Regions from separate parts of the Homo sapiens genome. Here region 1 is linked to region 2. A link is a contact called in ENCODE Hi-C data. All regions are on one chromosome and are shown on one strand. Each heading gives the region's core, a stretch centred on a gene start or an enhancer-like site at or near the end of the contact. The rest is flanking DNA. Distances are from core to core; before and after follow the strand shown.

Region 1 (2,949 bases), core at 179-2,678, 390 kb before region 2:
GCTCCCAAGTCAAAGCGTTTGTCTTTTGTAGTATCTACTTATCACATGTAAGATTATTATTCTATGTTTACTTATCTATCTTTCCCAGTTGACTGTGAGCTTCTTGAAGATAACAATGACATGATTTTTTTCTGTATATATGTAAATATTTCTTATTTTTCTGTCTAAGCTATTCAAGTCTCCTAGAGTATTGAGACATTGTGTTTGCAATATTTTACTCTGGCAATATCTTCACAATGGCTCTAAGACTTTTCAGGCCCTCCCTTCAACCCTGTGTTTCTCTGAGCCTCCATCCTCTTGCCTCAGTACTCATTTCACCTTAGCCACGCTGGATTTCTTGTTGCTGTTTTGACACACAGCACATTCCTGACTTGCCCCTTTGAGGCATACTGTCCCTCACTCTTCCTGGATGCCCCCTAGAAACCTCTAGGCTGACCTCATCACCTCCTCCATGCCTTGCTTGGATCTCCCAATCTTGATGAAGCCCAACATCTCCACCCATTTTGTTGTGTTTCCTGCCTCCCCAGGTAGCCCTTGGCACTCCTAACACTCCTTCCCATGCTTAGCTTTCTTCTTTTCCATAGCACAGTCCATGTTAACCTATGATGTATCATTGTGGCTTTTATTTTGTGTCTGTATCTCCTTCTAGAATGTGACCTTCATGAGAAAAGGGAATCTTTGTCTTGCCTGCTGGAACAAAATACATCCCTAGAAAAGTGTCAGGCACATAGTAAATGCTCACACAGAGTTTTGCACTGATTTAAATCTACTGATTTTTTTTTTCTACTTGAGCTATTTAAGTCCCCCATGAGAATCAGGCTGAGCTCTTCCAATATTTTGGACCTAAACATTCCAGCTGATCACTCTCTCTCTCCTGGTCTTTGTGCAGACATGACCTTAATGATGTCGAGCCCCATGGCAAAGCTTTGCCCACAGGAAGCGAAGAGCCCCTTAATAAAGCAGATTTCCTTTTGCTATTCAACAGCAAGGGCTTTGGGCTGTTTAAAAAAAAAAATTGTGTTTCTCCTTATCAAATAGTTCCAAAACTGAATTTTCGAAATGGGTGAAGACCTCCTAGACACCCTGAAGATGGGATGAACTCCCCTTATTTGTCAGAGAGTGCTGGGCTGGAGCAGGGACCCCTTTCTGTGTGCTCGTCTTCCTCATTTCCATTGTCTTTCCACCTCTACGAGTCGTTAACTGTATTAATCACAACTAAAACAAAGCTAATAATTGCTTCTTGGAACGTTGTGTAACACCATGGAACGCTGCCACGGGCCTCTGAGAATCGGCCTCTAACTGCTCGGAGTGATTTCTCAGGGATTTTAACTCAGCCCGTCTTTAAGCTGAATGTTTATCATTTTCCTTTTTATTGTTTCTGGCTCCTCCCCTGCCTTTGAAGTTTCTGAAATCTTTAAGCATTTGGCTAGTCTCTATACACCGCAGGTCTTCTCCCTCAAAGAGGGCACCTGGCCAGGAGAAAGGAACTGGAGCTCCTCTCTTGGCTGGGCCTATAAAACAATCAGATTGCTCTGCAGCCTGCCATTTGAAACGTGAGCTGTGCTGAAAGTACAGATAATGCAGCGTGTTCCAAGGAGATTAGAATATCCCAGTGGGATTTCGGGTGAATGGAGAGGGAGAATAGCTCAAGTCCTCCACACACCATTTAACCCTCTCTTCTCCAGGCTGCGTTGTCTAGGAGGGTAGGTCAAGGGCACAGATCTGCTCCCCTCTTTTCCATAACCACCCTGACTTGTGAAAATAAGGGGTTTACAGCTAAGAGGTTTCCATGAAACTGTTGATTATTCTCCTCTGCTCCATTTGGTAACTTCTGTCGATAGTTAGCTTTGAGCATCCCAGATCCCATGGCTTCCCTCAGAGGAGGAATATCCTTGTCGTTCTACTCCAAAGTAGGCACAGATTTATTTTCTGCCTCTTGCTCCTTCCAGAATTTTCAGCTCTTTTGACAATTTCCAAGACAAGGGATGAGTTCCAGCCACCATGTCATGAGGAGACCCTGGATACCCCAGCTCAGAGCCTAGAGTGAGTATTTGCATTGAAGAGGAAACGTCGTATATTTGAAATGTAAGTTTCATGAATAAGATCTGGGCCCAAATTGGCTTTAGTCATTCAAAGACCCAGTCAAACTCAGGAAGTTAAAAAAGTTGAGGTGGCTGGTTTCACCTGGCTCCAGTGTCCATTCTTCTCACTTTCTCTGCATGTGTTTGTTACCCTTTCTTCATCATCGATGGAGCTCAAACTCAGTCTCACATGGGAGCAGCAGCACCAAGATAAAATTTGTGTATCCTACAGGAATAACACAGCAGGCAAGCCTGCAGGATAGAGCCAGGTGAGGCAAGTGGTGGTGGAGCTCAGAGTGTCACGTAATTAAGTGTTGTTGCAAGGACTGGAGGGGAAGATGGGGTAATAGATGTCTGCCTGGAGTGAAGACATGGCAGGGCCAAGCCTGCCTGCGATGTGTCCCAAACCTCCAATGATCCCCAACCCTGTGCAATAAAAGCCGGGTAGACCAGGCAACTGACGAAACCCCAGCTCCTGATGAAAGAGGGAATTGTTTTCTTCTGCCTTCCTGCTGAGTTGTAGGATTCGGAACCTTTGTCTTATCCAGCTTAAATCCCTGTCACTCCTTAGCAGGGACTCAGGAGGAGGAGTTATGAGGAATGTGGTAAATGATGATGCGTATTCCCTTGTGGGGAAAAGCAGCAAATGCCACAGTGTCCCTGCCATGCTCATGCTCTCCTTAGTTATGGAATTGCTGATTCCTGGGAGTTGAAAGGATCACCTAGGTTATTCCCTCTCACTCAGTTGATGTTGGAATCCCAGCTACAAGGTGCCTCACAAGAGCCCCTCCCATCCCATCCCTCTTTGGATGTTTCCACTGATGGCGAGTCTCCAATCCCTGGAGGCAGCCCAGCCTAATAATAAGCC
Region 2 (2,941 bases), core at 41-2,540:
CCCAAAGTGCTGGGATTACAGGCGTGAGCCACCGTGCCTGGCTGCTTCTTGAGCATTTTGCAAGGTAATTTTGTTTTTGGAATCCTAGGTTGGCCATCAGGAAAACAGAACACTAGGAAGAGCACAGCTACTGTCATCAGAAACACCTGGATTGACATTTCCACTCTCACGGACTAGCTGTATGACCGTGGACCAGCTTCTTATCCTCTTCTGAATTTCATGTCCTCCCTGTAATGTGGGGATAACAATGTGTTGTTGCAACTCCTAAGTGAGATAATCTGCGTAAGATGCTTTAGCTTCCCTCTGCTGCAGCCTGATATCAGTAGGTTTTCAATATGTGGCCGTTACTGTCCCATGAGCTGGTTTTCAGCCTGACTGCCTAAGGTAGGAAATGCCGTTGGAATTCTTATTAACTGGGTTCTTGACAAGCAGGAGGTTGTAGTCATAGGTGGAGATGCTGTGGCTTAGCCCAGAGTTAAGAGACAGCTCAGGTCGGGCGCGGTGGCTCACGCCTGTAATCCCAGCACTTTGGGAGGCTGAGGTGGGCGGATCATGAGGTCAGGAGTTCGAGACCAGCCTGGTCAACACGGTGAAACCCCATCTCTACAAAAAATACAAAAATTAGCCAGATGTGGTGGCGCGTGCCTGTAATCCCAGCTACTTGGGCAGTTGAGGCATGATAATTGCTTGAACCCAGGAGGAGGAGCTTGCCGTGAGCCGAGATCGTGCCACTGCACTCCAGCCTGGATGACAAAGTCCGACTCCATCTCCAAAAACAAAACAAAAGAGACAACTCAAACTAAAGCCACTTTTGAGGAATACCTCCTTGTTAACCAAGTACAACATAGTTACCATAAAAACTATCTGGCTAGATAATAGAGATACTCAACTTTTGTATCCTACCTTTCTCAGTCAACATCAAGAACATCTTCATGTTGGGACCCACTCTTCTACATTATTTTGCATGGTTGAGACACCACACAGTCGCAGGACATGAAGAAAAACAAAGGCAAAATAAAACACCATGTCATACTTGTTGTCACATCCTCTCTCCACGCAGCCCTTCTGATCATGCCCTGGTATGTGCTTCTGAGACTAGATAGGCCAGCGGTGGCTCAAACACCCTGAGACAGTCCGAACTCAGCTGTGCGCCCACCCCTCTGCCTCAGCCCTTATTCTGCCAACTCAGGAATAGCACAGACTGCTTTGACCAGACTTAACGCAGTCACCTTGGAACACAGTGTGAGGCGGAGGCCGCGGGACAGAGTGAAACCATGTTCTAAAATACAGCAGATTTTTAAAGAACAGCCAGGCAGGGTCGAAGGCAGGGAGAGGGGCTGGTCAGGAAATGCCAGTTTAAAGTTAGCTCTGACCTATTAATCAGCAGTGGGACAATGATGCAGTGGGGGGCGGGAAAGCTGGACATGTGCTCGCGCCAGATTTATGGGCCCAGAACAAAGGATGGCCTGCTCATTCAGAGAGTCTCTTTCCCTTTTCCTCTGGCAAAATGAGGACATTGTTTGATAAGCCAAAAAGAACAAATATTCCAAAGACTGAGGTCATTTCCAGAGATGCAACCAGTCCTGATGGGGATCCATACACCCTGGGGCGAAGACGAATCCTGCAGGGGGTTCTCGGACCAGCGCAGTGGGTGCATGTCATGAAAGAGAAACCACAGGCCCCTCTCCTGCGCTCTCGAAGAAGCTGGGGCCACCTGCCTGAGGCCACTCTGAAGGTCTCTGAACTGCTCAGCCGAGCCCCTTGGGATAAGTCCAGAAGCTTTTCCATGCAGACTGAACACATAATCCCTGCCTCCACCTAGGCTCTGCAGGCTTTTCTGGGAAGGTCTTCCTAAGCATGGACTGCCTAGGATACTGTTGATTTCAGCTTCCTCTCCATCCAGAAGAGAGTCTTGTTTCAACAGCTGGTCTCATGTCATCAGATTAGGAGAGAAGGGGAAAGTGATTAGGAAGGAAAGAAAAGAGAAAGTGCTCAGCCAGGCAGCTGGATTACAAAAGAAGCCAACCTCGTGGAGAGGAGATATTGACTCTGCTTCTCAGAATCTTTCAGAGTTTGGGAACTATCTGTGACTTCCCAGCCCCTCCTTTCTTGGGGTTGCCACATTTCACCAGGCGCTGGTTGCCTTGTACCTGGCTGGACCTTCCAGAGGAGTCACCTTGACTCCTGTTTTGCTTTCCTCCAACCCAATATCCACACAGCCCACAGCCAATTGGGATGAACTTTCTCTTTTTTTTTTTTTTTTTTGAGACGGAGTCTCGCACTGGAGTGCAGTGGCGCAATCTTGGCTCAGTGCAGCCTCCGCCTCCCAGGTTCAGGTGATTCTCCTGCCTCAGCCTCCCAAATAGCTGGGATTACAGGCACCTGCCACCACTCCTGGCTAATTTTTTGTATTTTTAGTAGAGACGGGATTTCACTATGTTGGCCAGGCTGGTCTTGAACTCCTGACCATGTGGTCCGCCCGCCTCTGCCTCCCAAATTGCTGGGATTACAGGCGTGAACCACCACACCCAGCCCTTGGGATGAACTTTCTAATCTAGATATCTAACCATCTCCCTCCTGGCTAAAAAACATTTAATTGCTCTCTAATGTCTTCAGAAAAGATGTGCAGAAACCTCAGCCTGACAACAGGTCCTTCATGTTGTGGCCACATCTGTCTTTCCAGCTCGTGTGCCATCTCTTCCCAGCCCTCTCTGCAGCCTTTAGACCCATAGAATTATTTTCTCCTCCGTAAACATGACGTGTCCCTCCTGGAAAAATTCTGGCCGTTCTTTAAGACCTAAGTTCCAATGTTATGTCCTCTGTGGGAATGACCTACTGTACGTTGCTAACCAACTCACACACTGGGTGTGTTCTCCACTTCTTTGCCTGGGGTCCGATGCATGTGTTCACTCTGCTAATAATAATAATAATAATAGCATAG

Evidence for each region. Hi-C counts contacts between places; a loop is a spot of excess contacts on that map.
Region 1: a loop to region 2 is called in a map of heart left ventricle, with 3 times the contacts of the local background. The contact joins two enhancer-like sites. A Hi-C loop is called at or near these places in 2 of 168 maps with a recorded cell type or tissue (heart left ventricle and heart right ventricle).

What each region holds. Positions count from the first base shown.
Region 1 is chr9:108,052,295-108,055,243 of GRCh38, reverse strand. LOC105376214 (a long non-coding RNA gene) reads left to right here. Exons shown (of 6, transcript XR_007061722.1): 5 at 1,950-2,043. Among named protein-coding and RNA genes, the nearest start is that of KLF4, 560 kb to the right of the region's middle. RefSeq lists an enhancer at 2,362-2,863. Within about 2 kb of position 1,428, at least 21 of the 41 ENCODE cell types and tissues checked have a DNase peak (open chromatin) inside an H3K27ac peak, as active enhancers do; they include heart right ventricle, where a contact is called at or near this core.
Region 2 is chr9:107,666,320-107,669,260 of GRCh38, reverse strand. No RefSeq gene overlaps it. Among named protein-coding and RNA genes, the nearest start is that of KLF4, 180 kb to the right of the region's middle. Within about 2 kb of position 1,290, at least 6 of the 41 ENCODE cell types and tissues checked have a DNase peak (open chromatin) inside an H3K27ac peak, as active enhancers do; they include heart right ventricle, where a contact is called at or near this core.